2 separate regions of the Homo sapiens genome follow, and region 2 is linked to region 1. Evidence: chromatin contacts called from ENCODE Hi-C or POLR2A ChIA-PET data. All regions are on one chromosome and are shown on one strand. The core of a region is the stretch at or near the end of the contact, and the rest is flanking DNA. Distances in the headings are between cores, read along the strand shown.

Region 1 (7,382 bases), core at 2,658-5,157:
GTGGCTAATTGATTCCGAGTGCTGGCGATCTGTGTGCATTTAGTTCCTGGTTACTGTTTACAAGGGACTGTTTTTAAGAGATCACAAGGATTTGTAAGATACCATTAGTGAACTGTGTATTTGGTGCAAGTACTTTCTTGACCTGCATAGGGCTGGTCCAGCCATCATGAGCTCATTAGTGAGCCCAGGAGCACCCCCACTACTTGTGCCAGCCTAAGGGGCTTGTGTTGCTACTTGCAGAGTGAGCGTCCTGCTTCCAGAAGGTTGTGGTAATACCCTGAAGCTCTTTGGAAGTTTCTTTTTACATTTTTCATTTATTCTTACATATATATCTATATATATTTTTTTAATTTAGAACTGAAATGAGGTCTTGCTACGTTGCCCAGAGTGGTCTCGAACTCCTCAGCTCAAGCCATCCGCCTGCCTTGGCTTCCCGAAGAACTGGGATTACAGACATGAGCCACCAAGCCCCGCCTCATTTTCTATTTTTTTTTTTTTCCTTTAGAGGGAGTCTTGCTCTGTCGCCCAGGCTGGAGTACAGTGGCGCAATCTCAGCTTACTACAATCTCCACTTCACGGGTTCAAGCAATTCTTCTGCCTCAGCTTCCCAAGTAGCTGGGATTACAGGCACCTACCATCACGTCCAGCTAATTTTTTTTGTATTTTTAATAAAGACAGGGTTTCACCATGTTGTTCAGGCTGGTCTTGAACTCCTGACCTCAGGTGATCCGCCCGCCTCAGCCTCCCAAAGTGCTGGGATTACAGGCGTGAGCCACCACGCCCGGCCATTTTAGACACTTTGGGAGGCCGAGGCGGGCGGATCACGAGGTCAGGAGATGGAGACCACCCTGGCTAACACAGTGAAACCCCGTCTTTTCTAAAAATACAAAAAATTAGCCGGGCGTGGTGGCAGGTGCCTGTAGTCCCAGCTACTTGGGAGGCTGAGGCAGGAGAATGGTGTGAACCCGGGAGGCGGAGCTTGCAGTGAGCTGAGACTGCGCCACTGCACACCAGCCTGGGCGACAGAGCAAGACTCCATCTCAAAACAAAAAAAAAAGGCTAAAAATATATAAAGGAGGACAGAAATCACTCATAATGTCAACATGAAACAACAATAGAATTTTGTGATGTTCCCTTTATATCTTTGCTCATGTGCATTTTTTGCATAACTATAAAATGTTCACATATAGATTTTTAATCCTGATTTTATTTTAGGCTACATAGAAGGGGTGTTTACATTTTAAATTATCTCTGAATTGTCTAGATAATATTCCATCCAGCAGGTAATTATAACTTTTTTTTTTTTCTGAGACGGAGTCTCACTCTTGTCGCCCAGACTGGAGTGCAGTGGCACGATCTTGGCTCACTGCAATCTCCGCCTCCTGGGTTCAAGCGATTCTCCTGCCTCAGCCTCCTGAGTAGCTGGGATTACAGGCACATGCCACCACGCCCCGGCTAATTTTTGTACTTTTAGTAGAGACGGGGTTTCACCATGTTGGCCAGGCTGGTGTCAAACTGCTGACCTCAGGTGACCCACCCACCTCGGCTTCCCAAAGTGCTGGGATTACAGGCGTGAGCCACTGTGCCCAGCCACTTACAACTTATTTAACAATGCCCTTATGTTGAATAGTTCCTTTTAAAATTTTTCTTTACTTTCTGGAATTTTATTGTTGAATCTCAAAATAACTGGGAACTACCTTAGAATGCCTTTGTGATGAAGGCTCATATGTCATAAGCAAATTCAATTCCTGACCTCAGGAAGTTTCTAGTTAAGAGCAGGTGACCAATAATTATAATCAAGTATGATCATTGCTATATCAGAAGTATGTCTGAATTGCTCTGGGGGAGGAGGATGGGAGAATGTTGGTGAAGACTTCTTAGAGGAGGTGCTGTTTGAGTTACATCCCGAGGGCAGTTAAGAGTTAGCCAGCTATGGCCGGACACAGTGGCTCATGCCTGTAATTCCAGCACTTCGGGAGGCCGAGGCGGGCGGATCACGAGGTCAGGAAATCGAGAGCATCCTGGCTAACATGGTGAAACCCTGTCTCTACTGAAAATACAAAAAATTAGCCGGGCGTGGTGGCGGGCGCCTGTAGGCCCAGCTACTCAGGAGGCTGAAGCAAGAGAGTGGCGTGAACCCAGGAGGCGGGGCTTGCAGTGAGCCGAGATCGCACCACTGTACTCCAGCCTGGGCGACAGAGCAAGACTCTGTCTCAAAAAAAAAAAAAAAAAAAAAAGCCAGCTATGAAGTGATGGAAACACATTCCAGGAAGAGAAGATTGTTTGAAGGGAGTACAGAGGGATGGCAAAGCATGACATATTTAGGGAATGACAGATAGCCTAGTATGGTTGGAGAAATGGAGGCTCATGGATGAGTGGCAGGATGGGATCCTAAATATGGAGACTGTGGTCAGATTACAAGAGACTTCCTGTGCCAAGATGAGGAGTTGAAACTTCCTGCTGAAGGCCACAGAGAGCCATGGCAGGGAACACTTCCTAAATAACAATGTGGTTTTGGAGCACAGCAACCTCATTGCTTTGGCAAAGTCTCCAATAAGTGTGATGAAATCTTCTAGGATGAAGACTGAAAATGATGCACTCAGCTTTCTTCTGGATCATTTGTATTTGTCATGAAAAGCATTTTGGTAGCATGTTTAAGTCACACAGGTGGACTTCTGCGGCCTCTTTGGGAAATAGGAAAATACCTCAGGGACAGGAATCATGTGCTGCAAAGATGGTATTTAGTATGTGTATTAGTCAGGACTTTTCAAGTTGACAGAACCCCAACTGAGATAATAGAAAGGGAAATGTCTTTCTATATGTAATGAAAATGTCTAAGGGTGGTTCTTTCTGGTTTCAGGCACAGTGGGATCCAGAGGCTCAAGCAGTATTGGTAAAGCTTGCTCCCTTCCTGCCTCCATTGGTCACTCCATCCTTCATTCTGGGTCTCTTTATTCTCTCCTGTAGCAGACAGATGCTTCTGTGTAACTAGGGAGAGTTGCTGCTGGAAGGCCCTGCTTGTGTTCTCTCTTGAACTCACAATCCCAAAGGAATACTCTTTCCTCCTTTCTCCCGTAACTCATGTGACAAATTTCAGGGAATCACATGCCCATCCCTGAACTAGGATGGTGGAATACTCTATTGGTCAGGTCTGGGGGTGCCCACCAAAACTATATGTAATAGGATACCCAAAGTTAGTGGGATTCTATTTATAGAAGGAGGAGAGTAGGAGTACTGGCCAAATGTTTGAATAAATAAAGGCCATCCACTATTGTTATCTCTGGTTCTTTTAAAGAGGGGAGATGTCCACTGGAAAAAAGTAGAGCTCATCACGTATCCAAGAACTGCCTTCATGCGTGAGTTTGGCCTGATATGTGCTTGCACTATAGTCCACTTGGTATCCAGGTCACACAGAACAGATACTCCCAGCACATGTTCCAAAGCAGCCCCCTGTCCAATTTTCCTTAGCACGTAGGCTCAAGACAATGCCCCACTTCCCAAAGGCCTTGTGGCAATGTCCTCTTTTTCTTTCACATATATGATTTATGTTCCGTCAACGACAGGAAACTGCTCAAAGATCCACCCAGTCCTGCCGCTGCCCCCGTGATGGTTTGTTTTTCTCATTGTTTAGCGCTCCATTAGCTTCCGCAGTGAGAGCCGCCCTGACATCCTCGCCCCCCGACCCTGGTCCAGAAATGCCGCCCCCTCGAGCACGAAACGGAGAGATAGCAAGCTGTGGAGTGAGACCTTCGATGTGTGCGTCAATCAGATGCTTACATCCAAGGAAATCAAACGTCAGGAGGTAGGCTCGGGGCCCATGGAGCTGGCTGTGTGTCTGGAACAAAGGTGCATTGCAGCGTCAGCCATGCTGGAATTTGCGCCTTAGTCTCCAAATCAATTCTTCATTGCGTTTGCAGAAGGATAAACAAGAGTGTCTGACCTTGGGGAAGGAACTGAGAAACCAGAAACCAGCTGGGAGGGTGTGGCCCCCACTTTAAAAAGAAACTGATGTGAAAATATGAATTTACAAGAAGATGAAACCAAGTGTCTATTTAGGATTCTGAAGTTCACAAAAATAATCATTTTAGTTATATTTTGTTAGCAACTTATAGACTATTTTAAAATATTTAGTTTACATAGCTTTGATTCAGCTTCATGGAAAACTTCCTTTCTATAGAATCCAGTTAATTTCATTCCCGGTAAGTTTTCTGTATCAGTTGCCCTAAATGACTCTGATAATATTACCCTGTATAGAAGAGCTTGTTTAAGTGCTTGTGCCAGGCTGTGCTGAGCACTTCATGTGTGCATCATCTGATGAGATCCTTGGAGTATCCAGCTCAGGGTTGTGCCTCCACCTGCTTTGTCCTCAGTTTACCAAGCAGCCCCAGGTGGAGGGAGCTTTCAAAGCCTGACCACTGTTTCCCTATATCCTGAAACACAGTAGACCCTGAAATATCGTTACAAACTTGTACTCCTTTAATAATGTAATGTTTGCTGACAGTTTGACTTCCCAGATGGAAGTGAAAGAGTGTTCTGTGCATCATAGCTCTTTAGCATGATGGCTTAATAGAGCCAAATTAGAAACGGTCCATTTACCTACTCTTCCACACAGCCAGCGCCTATAATTTTATTTGTTGTACCTGTGGGGCTGAGAAGTGGTTTAGAATGAATTAACTTCACCAGGTTGTATTTGGAGTGATAAAATGTTGGATTCTTCCTACAATCTCAGCCTCAAGGCAGTGGATAATACAAATAAAACTTTCTGCTGAGATTCGCCTTCTGTCGAGTAGAAGAAAAAGTGGGGATGGCCCAGTTAATAATACTGCCACATCCATTATCTAGAAGAGCCTCTGAATCACTTCTTATGATGGCCTCTCACAACAAGGGTACCAAATCCATGGCTCACACTGTAATTATTTTACCTAAAATAGTTCCCTCTTGTTCAGCTGCATCAAAGTTCTGTAACATGAAAGATGACTTTTTGGACTAGAAATGTGTAGAAACTTTCTCCCACAAACAGAGAAGCACAATATGCAGCAGTTTTGCAATATCTTTTCATTGCAGGTTTAAGCATAGATGCATTTGCTTCAGGTTAACGTAACTTAAAATACTTAAATATGTAAATTTGGGGTTTTGAGTGGTGGAGCCAGCACTATTTGAATATGGTCTTGTAAATGAAGGGAGAATTCAGTGAATATGTTTATCTTTCCTTGCAGGCGATCTTTGAGCTTTCCCAAGGAGAAGAAGACTTGATAGAAGACTTGAAATTAGCAAAAAAGGTAAATTTAAATCCAGCAGTCACTTGAGTCAAGTCACATTTTTTTTCTTGAGTAATTTCACAACCCTAAAGTGGTGCTTCGTGAGAACTGTCTTTATGACTAAGACTGGTCTGCTACCACACACCAAGCAGTGGGGAAAGTGTTTCAAAACAAGAGGGCAGAATAGCTCTCCAGACCTGGCACCTTTAGGGGTTTACCTCTGTATGTCTCTAATGCATGTCAAAGAATACTTCAGCCTAAATCAGAAAGTGTCCATGGAGGCCTCGCCTTATGTATATTTCATTGTCCTAGAAGTCTCATATGTAGGACTCTTTGCCCATAGGAGAGAATGTGTGCATGTCTGAAACTTGAACTGAGTCTTAGAAATAAAGCCATTTGAATCTCAAAAGTGAATAAAGTGAAATGAGGCAATTGCATACTATCATATAAGTTGGGGTCTTTTATATAGGAATTTGTTTTCTAATCAACATTTTGTGTGGGGAGGAGGAGGACAACAAACCTTCCTCAAAAACATTTTCGTTCCAGTGGCACAGCCCCCCAACTCCATGGCTTGGAGGCTAAAATCCAGACTCCTTCATCTGATATTCACAGCCTCCTCGAAGAATCACAGGGTTGGAAGGCTACATCCCTTCTTTTAAGGGTTTTTAGTCTTTCTGCTAAGATGAAATTCCACCTCTAGCATTCCTGAGAGATGGCCACCCAAGCTTTGCTTGGACACAGCCAAGAAACTGAGTTTTAGGCAGAGCTGGAGGAGGAGGAGATCAGAGAGGACAAAGAAGTTATTTCACTCTGAGAGTTATCATGCTGGTGTCTAACTCCCCTTTCCTGCATCAAGATTTGCCAAACTCAAGCACCTTCAGGTGTTTCCCAGCCATCCTTTTGCTTATGGTGGCCCTACCTTCCTAGAAACTTTTCTCTTTCGTTTCAACCATTCATATCCACCCATCCTTCAGGAACCAGCTCAAATCTCAGTTTATTCTTACATAACATTTATTGCCTCCTTCTCTGTACCAAGCAGCTTATCTTCAAAACTTCCCTTGGCCACTCCAGCTTTAATTCTCTGACCTTCTAGAGCAGTTTTGATTTGATGGCTTTTTGCTGTCTTGTGACATCAGTCTGGTTTTTAATCTTTAATTTTTAAACATAAGCCGGGTCCGGTGGCTCACACCTATAATCCCGACACTTTGGGAAGCTGAGGCAGAAGGATCACTTGAGGTCAGGAGTTCAAGACCAGCCTGGCCAACATGGTGAAACCCTGTCTCTACTAAAAAATACAAAAATTAGGCTGGGTGCTGTGGCTCACGCCTGTAATCCCAGCACTTTGGGAGGCCGAGGCGGGCAGATCACGAGGTCAAGAGATCAAGACCATCCTGGCCAACATGGTGAAACCCTGTCTCTACTAAAAAGTACAAAAAAAAAAAGAAAAAAATATTTTTTAAACATAGATTTAGTTTTCCATGAGATCAGAAACTAAAATATAAACTAGAAAATATTTTAGTTTTTCTTATCTTCCCCATTAGCTTTATAAAATTCCTTGAAGGTAGGAGACTTTTAAGTCTTTGTGTTCTATTTTAGTGCCCTGGGTATAACTGTGTATTCTTGTTGTTTAATTTTCTCTAGTAAGAGGTGATAGGATTATCACCTTTGCTCTCTTTGTTCAAATCAGTAGTAAAGGATACCAATCACTGTTTCTTTCCTCTTTTTCTTTATTTTAAATATGTACTAATTGAAAAAAGAATCTGCTAGTAGCTAGTTTTGAATAAAGTGGGATTTTTTTAAGAGGCAGGATCTTGATTTTGAAAACATTTTAACAGTCAAATCTGTTCTATACCTAGGATTTGTGCTCTTTCCTAGATATATGACATACTAGAATAAAAAAGCTTTTGAAAAATCTGCTTTGGTTTATCAACCACAAAGGCTTAAGGCAGTGCTGGTTTCTCCTCTCCTCCAGCCACACCTCTCTGCTGTTTCTGCAGCTTTATGGGAGAAGTTGTTAGAGAGCCAGAAGTTTTGTTATTGGATAGGACCTCTCAGGAGCCACTTACATGAACAATGTACTTCCTCTGATTTTAAACATGTGCTTCCATCTCTTGCCGTTTTTGT
Region 2 (7,382 bases), core at 2,724-5,223, 230 kb before region 1:
ACTCTCATCTCTACTAAAAATACAAAAATCAGCCAGGCATGGCGGCATGCAGCTGTAATCCCAGCTACTGGGGAGGCTGAGGCAGGAGAATCGCTTGAACCCAGGCGGCAGAGGTTGCAGTGAGCCGAGATAGCGCCACTGCACTCCAGCCTAGGCAACAGAGTGAGTCTCCATCTCCAAAAAAATAAAAAATAAAATAAAAAGCTTCCTTGAGCAGGTATTGACTTGGTGCAGGTATTAACCATGTTGACTTAGTGAACAAGCAGACTGGGAAGCTGGACCAAGCCACAGACTGCGCTGGGGTTGAGAGAGCACCTGGCACTGAGCAGCTCATGTTCACAGAGGGTAATTGTCCTCTGTGCTATGTGCTGAGGCTGGTGCCTGGGGTGGAGTCCAGTGAATTTAGGACTTCACCAACTGTCCTTTACCTGGCTCATCCCCTGATGACTGAAGGATGGCATGATCCAGGAAACATAGTTCTCCCATGCTGTGTTCTTAGCCACTGCATGTGTCTGGAGCAGACAGAAGGGACTCAAGTTGACAGTCAGTTCATAATGTTGGTACAGCTGGGGCTGATTGAGACAGATGCTGGAGGCCACATGACCTTCTTTCTGTTTTTTTTTTTTTTTTTTTTTTTTTTTTTTTTTTTTTTTAAAGCCATCCTCCCTACCATAGGACCTTTGTACATGGTGTCACCACCTCTGCCTGAAATGCTTTCCTCACCTTCATTCTTCAGATTTCACAGGTCTCATACAGAGGTTCATTTTTCTCTGACTCTTGTACAAATATATACTTAGCCTGGGCAAAATATTTATTTAACTCATTAATGAGCGAACTAGCAGGATGAGGATGAGAAAGCTGGTTCTAAGGACCATCCAGGAACACACACACATTTAACTCATTAATGAGCGAACTAGCAGGATGAGGATGAGAAAGCTGGTTCTAAGGACCATCCAGGAACACACACACACACACACACACACACACACACACACACACACACAGAGAGAGGAGGGGAGAGAGAGTGAGAGTGAGTGAGTGAATTATGGAAAAATATTATGGAAAAAAGAATGCTGGAATAAGATTGCAAACTCAGATATAAAACTGGTTAATGGGCCGGGCGCGGTGGCTCATGCCTGTAATTCCAGCACTTTGGGAGGCTGAGGCAGGTGGATCACCTGAGGTCAGGAGTTTGAGACCAGCCTGGCCAACATGGTGAAACCCCATCTCTACTAAAAATGCAAAAGTTAGCTGCTCGTGGTGGCATGCCCCTGTAATCCCAGCTACTCGGGAGGCGGAGGTGGGAGAATTGCTTGAACCTGGGAGGCAGAGCCTTCAGTGAACTGCGATCGTGCCACTGCACTCCAGCCTGGGCGACAGAGCGAGACCCTGTCTCAAAAACAAAACAAAACAAAACTGATTAATGTCCCATAGGAAAATAACACTGTAACCTTTGAGACTGTATCTGACAGAATTCTTTTTTGCAATTTATCAAATTTATCAATCTTTAACAAGTTAACAACTTAACTTTACAGAGTCTGGGCCCTAATCAAAAGCAAATAGTGAATCAAACAAAAATAACCTCCCTGTAAGCAGACTCGGGGTGTAGATAGATGACTTTGAAAAGTTATACTTTATTTCCAAGTTTGGGACAGTTTTTTTTTCTTTTTTTAACAGCATTCTATCTTGAGTGGCTAGCATAGTACCTGACACAAAGGAGGAACTAGTGACTGTTTCTTGAATGAATGAGCAAATGGGGAAAGGTTGGATCCTCAGGCATGTGAGTGGCCAGGGTATTAATACAGGAAAAGCCTTCCACTAGGAAGTTGAACCTCAGCCTTCATGCTGGAGGAGTCTGGGGTCGGAAGACCAGCTGTGAGCAGCCTGAGAGGGACTAGGGTAATGGGGCAGTTACCCAAACAGGGCTTGGGGCGGTAAAAGACATGGCAGGAATCTAGCAGTGAGAACTAGGTTATCAAGCAGGAACTGGGTCTTAAGAACAAGGGAGAATTCGGTGATTAGGACAAAGGGAGGGGAAGGAAAGGGACTGTTATTTGTGGCTTCACCCACAGTGTGCAATTCATTGTGCAAAGCTGAGTGTACACGGCTCATCTCACGCTCACCCCTCACCTGACCCCTTAGGCAGGATTATTGTTCCTCTGGTTCAGAGGCAGAGAGCCTCACAGATAGAGCTGGGGTTGTGGAGATGTTGAATTTAAGCTCTGCCATTCATGAGCTGGGTGACCCTTAGCAAGTTACTGGCTGTCTCCGCCTGTTTTTTTACCTATAAAATTGTAATGTAATCTAAGCAAATAGCAAAGTCCACAATCCTCCAGACTTAGGCTTTGGTTACATTCAGAGATTTGAAATCCATTAGCTAACAATAAAGGCAGTTCTTTTTATTTGTGTCTCTCAAAGAATAGTCAAGGGGGATCCATTTTATAACCAATACCAACTCTTTTAGGAAACTACTCTCAGGTAGTGGCATGATCTCAGCTCACTGCAACCTCTGCCTCCCGGGTTCAAGTGATTCTCCTGCCTCAGCCTCCCGAGTGTATCTGGGATTACACGTGCACGTCACCACGCCCAAGTAATTTTTGTATTTTTAGTGGAGACAGAGTTTCACCATATTGGCCAGGCTGGTCTCGAACTCTTGACCTCAAGTGATCCATCTGCCTTGGCCTCCCAAAGTCGTGGGATTACAGGCGTGAGCCATGGCCCAGCCACCTTGCAGGTGTTCTGAAACCTCTCTTGCCCTTCCCTGGACTCTGCTAAAGTTCTCCTTCCATTTGCTTTGCCCCAGAAGACTTTCCTCTTCTACCCCACCTCTGGTATTCTCTTTTCTCTCTCTGTCCTTGTTTCTCTCCCCTCTGATTAATGCACTTTGCATATGGAAACTGATGAACTCAGACTGCATAATGGAGGGAAGAAGATGGTAGATGGGGCAGAGCCTTTCCTTATCTGGGTAGCGAAGCTGGGAAGCTGGGTAGCGAAGCTGGGTAGCGTCATTGTTTTAAATAATTCTTGCCCTTGATTCGGGGAGATCAGCTCCCTCACAGTCCCATAGCGTGGTCATGAGGATTACTTTGAAGTTTCTGGCAGTTAGTGGACCTTTGGTAAATAGCGGCTCCCATTATTGTTCCAGAGGAGGAAAGTCAAGTTCACAATGGGGACATCTTGCAGCTGTGAAGTGATGAAGGGGTTTGAAGCTCAGCCAGGTTGGCTCCCGTGCGTAAAGTCTGAGTGAGCAGAAAGCCAGGAGAGTTAGAACTCACTGATGAAGTCAGGGTTGTTCCTAGGGAGTGGGGCAGGGGTGGTGCTGGGGCTGGAATCCACGAGGGCCCCAGCTGTGGGGAGGCAGCAGCCTTACTAGAGGCCAGATGAGTGCTGTCCTGGGCTTGAGTCTGGGCGTGTGTCACAGGCTGGATGATTCTAGAGCAACCCATCCAGCGCCAGCTCTCAGCCACTGTGATTGCTCAGCCACCAGGAGCCCCCTGCCCCCTGGGCACAGACCTGCTGGGGTTTTCTGCAAGGAAGCAGCAGTTTTGGCTCGGAGTGTCTCTCTGTACACTTTGGAGTCTAGTCAAGAGGACAGCCTCTTAAAATGGAAATGGGGCACTGCTGTGGGCCACCTGTGGACACTTGATTGCTCTCCCCAAGTTACTTGTATTCTCTGAGGCAGATGTCACGCTACAGCATCCACAGGGCCATTTCTAGTGCACCAGCAAAAAAAAAACGCAAGCGAGGAGTGGAATAAAATGCTCCTTGACCTTGTCCTTTCTTTCATCTCTTATCCTTTTAGGAAAAGAAGACTTTTTGTTTTCAGTTCAGATTTTAAAAAAGAACTAAATAGGGTACTTGAGACTTGCCACCCGGCAGCGGAGCTGGAGCCCTCCGGGAGGCATGGACGAAGTAATCAACTGAAGTTTTCTAATACCGGCCAGCAGAGGGCACTCTTCACTCACAATCGGTGCTGTCTTTCTCCTTGGAAACGTTCAGTGGCTGCAGGAGCCCTGGAAAAAATTGTCTTCCAGCTATTTGTAATTTAACTTTGAGTCCTCAAGAGGGTACCTTCCCCTTTTAGAGTTGCAGTGTTGGTGCTATTATTTTAACACCCGCATCTGCTGTTGTCTGGGCATCAAAGTCTAGAAAAGTCATGAGGGAGATGCATTCTCCAAGGTTCTGAGCACAAGATTCAGACAGAAACGGGGCCAGATGGGCACATACTGTTGCATAAACACCAATTAATTAATACTGGGCTCCAGATGAGCCCAGCCTGCCAAACTCGTGAGCTTCACACCTCCATGGTCTGGGCCCTGCCTCCCTTTGGTACAAAAATTAAAGAGACAGTTGCAAAAACCAGAGCATTCACTGGCCAGTCCTAGTAGGGAACAACACTGGGACATGCAGGGCACTGTGCTTCCCATGGGGACACTTTAATTCTTTCCTGTGGATTCTTCCTCTCCCTGCCAACATACTTTTAATCTTGTTGATGCTATTAATAATAATGACAGGTGACATTTATTGTGCTCTTATCATGTGCTGGGCACTTTTATGACTACTAGCTTATTTAACTCTCTTAGGCCAGGTGGGGTGGCTCATGCCTGTAATCGCAGCACTTTGGGAGGCCGAAGCGGGTGGATCACGAGATTAGGAGTTCAAGACCAGCCTGACCAACATGGTGAAACCCCGTCTCCACTACAAATACAAAAAAATTAGCTGGGCATGGTGGCGTGCGTCTGTAGTCCCAGCTACTCAGGAGGCTGAGGCAGGAGAATCACTTGAACCTGGGAGGCGAAGGTTGCAGTGAGCCAAGATCGCGCCACTGCACTCCCCTGCCTGGGCGACAGAGTGAGACTCCATCTCAAAACAAACAAACAAAAACAAAACACAAAACCAAAGAAAACAAAACAACCCTCTTAAAGTCCCAAGAGGTGGGGAACTGCTGGAACTTCTGAGGTTTTGTGAGGGTCAGGTACTTGCTGAGGGTCACTTAGCAGGTGAAGGAGGAGCCAGGTTGACCCCTCAGAGCTGTTGCCCATACCTGTCTGTCACCCATTTGTGGAGTCCCATTTATGCTCTGGACATCAGGTGGTAAGCCAGTGGTGTGCACACAAGACACAGTGCATCTCTGGCTAATTTTAATTATTTTAGTTTTGAATGTGTTAATCAAATACTTGAAAATTGAAAAGGAAGAGAAAGCCAGCCAGCCCTCAGAGAGCATACGCTGTGAGTGGAGGCCCTGAGGTGTCCATGTTCCTGAGGTGGTCTCTTAGTGGCTGCAGGATTGGCTGTGCACGGTAGGGGGAGTGAGGTTAGTGGGGCTGGCTCCTTCCTTTCCTTCCTTCTAGATCAACTCTGCTTCTACCAGGTTTATGTAGGATTGGGCTTGACCCAAGGTTTCTGCTGCTGAGAAGCTCTCAGCAAAACCCCAGTGTAGTGGCTCTTAGCTAAGGGCATGCCCAGGAGTGTTCATCACCCCGTCCCCAGAGTCCCTTTCATCTTCTGTTTCTCTTTCCAGCAGCTCCTTCCCTCCTGCCTGCAGATTGGGCCTGGAGCCTCCTGTGCCAAACACTTCCCTCCTACTCCTGCTCAGCCGTTGCATTGCCCAGAGCTCAGCCCAGTGCTGGTGCTGGTAACAGTTGAGAGACAAAGAGGGGGAGCCCTGAAGTCAGAGCTCTGCTCTCCCTGTGGCCGGCACATGATTATGCCCCAGATTCCTCATCTGCAAGATGGTGATGTTAACAGAATCTGTCCAGAAAGTATGGACTATAATGAGGCGTTGGCAACCCAGAGTTACTTGTTTGTTTGTTTTCTGAGTCAGGGTCTCACTCCATCACCCAGGCTGGAGTATAGTGGGACGATCACAGCTCACTGCAGCTTTGACCTCTTGGGCTCAAAGGATCCTCCCATCTTAGCCTTCCTAGTAGCTGGGACTACAGGCATGCATCACCATGCCCAGCTAATTTTTTCAATTTTTGTAGAGATGGGGTTTTGCCATCTTACCCAGGCAGGTCTCGAACTCCTGGCCTCATGTGATCCTCCCATCATGGCCTCCCAAGGTGTTGGGATTACAGGCATGAGCCATCACACCCGGCCTCCAAAGTGTTTTAAACATCACTTCACCCGCAGTAAGGATTCAATATCCATGGACCATCATTACTATTAAGATTATGACCATCACTCCAGACCTATTTTTATTTTTATCTTTTTTTTTTTCAAAATTCGCATGCGTTTATCCTCTTTTCTGCCCCCACTTCTTTCCTACCTACTGTCTCCTCCCCAGTGACTACCCCCACTACTACCCTGAAACTGCCTTCGAGGTGACCAGCCATCTGGAGAGCCAAAGCTGTTGGGGGGTTTTGTGCAGTCTTCATCATGGACTCCCCTTTCACAGCATTGGGTCCTGGCTCCGCCTCCTCCTGGAACACTCGATTTGCTGGCTTCCCCCCAACCCCTTACTCCCAACTGCACCGTCCCCAGGGCTGTTGCTTCCGGCCTCTTCTATCACTGCAGGTCCTTGCCTTTGGTCACCCCAGCCATGCCAGGACATTGGCTTTGACCTCAGCTGCAAATCCCAGTTCCCCACTGTTGCCAAACCTTTCTGTCTACAGCTCCCAGGGGCCCCAGACTTTGTATGTGTTAAACTCAGATTTCTGGAGGCTGGTGAGGGATGAGCTGCCTTCAGTCTCAGAGACTAGAGGCAGAGATTAGGGACAACAGGCCTTTTTAAGCAACTGAGAATTCAGTCTGAGGGCACTGGGAAGCCTTTGCAGGTGGAGGCAGGATAAACCCCAAATCTGTCCACCCCTAAAGACCCTGCACTTCCTGATTTTTTGTTGGGCTCTTTAGGTTGCTGGTAGTTTGTGGGTGTGTGGTTTCTTTTACATTTAATTTCCCCCTGCTGGTGATTCATGCATCCCTCCTAGACTCCAGAGCCCCAAATACAATGTTAATAAGTTGCATCTGGCAGAGTGCAGCGTGCTGGGGTGTTTGTGACTGCACTATATTGATGTTTGGTAAGTTTCTGAGGCCTGGCTCTTTGAGAGTCTTTGAACAGGGCCTTCTCTGGGAGCCCAGCAGCAGCAGCCTGTTGTAGAGGGACCTCCCTGAGTGTCCCTGGTGACCTTCCAGCCAGGCGGCATCACATTGCCCCTTGCTGCTAATTCCCCTTGCCCACCCCCAGCCCCACCTGTGGGTATGTTGTCCATTTACATCCTCATTTGTTAGAGTCTGTGCCTTCCTCTCACCTGCTTGTTCATTCTGGCCAGGGCCCAGTGCCCAGGAGGCATGGTGAATGTGCGTGAGGGGATCGAGGGGGCGAGGCCGCAGGCTGCTCTCAGCTATGCTGTTCCCAGGGACCCGTGCACTGCTGCCCCTCT

What was found. A loop is a pair of places that touch in the nucleus more often than their neighbours do. ChIA-PET counts read pairs that join two places held with the same protein, here RNA polymerase II (POLR2A). Pooled maps may share reads with other maps.
Region 2: a map of endothelial cell of umbilical vein shows a loop between it and region 1 (4-fold over the local background). The contact joins two enhancer-like sites. A Hi-C loop is called at or near these places in 1 of 168 maps with a recorded cell type or tissue (endothelial cell of umbilical vein) and 11 of 50 pooled maps. POLR2A ChIA-PET finds 5 or more read pairs at or near these places in 5 of 52 experiments (OCI-LY7, activated CD4-positive, alpha-beta T cell, activated CD8-positive, alpha-beta T cell and 2 more).

Annotation. Positions count from the first base shown.
Region 1 is chr3:56,751,401-56,758,782 of GRCh38, reverse strand. It overlaps ARHGEF3 (Rho guanine nucleotide exchange factor 3), which reads left to right. Exons shown (of 10, transcript NM_019555.3): 3 at 3,632-3,802; 4 at 5,217-5,279. Among named protein-coding and RNA genes, the nearest start is that of ARHGEF3, 47 kb to the left of the region's middle. Within about 2 kb of position 3,907, at least 19 of the 41 ENCODE cell types and tissues checked have a DNase peak (open chromatin) inside an H3K27ac peak, as active enhancers do.
Region 2 is chr3:56,985,647-56,993,028 of GRCh38, reverse strand. It overlaps a transcript of ARHGEF3 not described here. Among named protein-coding and RNA genes, the nearest start is that of ARHGEF3-AS1, 49 kb to the right of the region's middle. Within about 2 kb of position 3,973, at least 7 of the 41 ENCODE cell types and tissues checked have a DNase peak (open chromatin) inside an H3K27ac peak, as active enhancers do.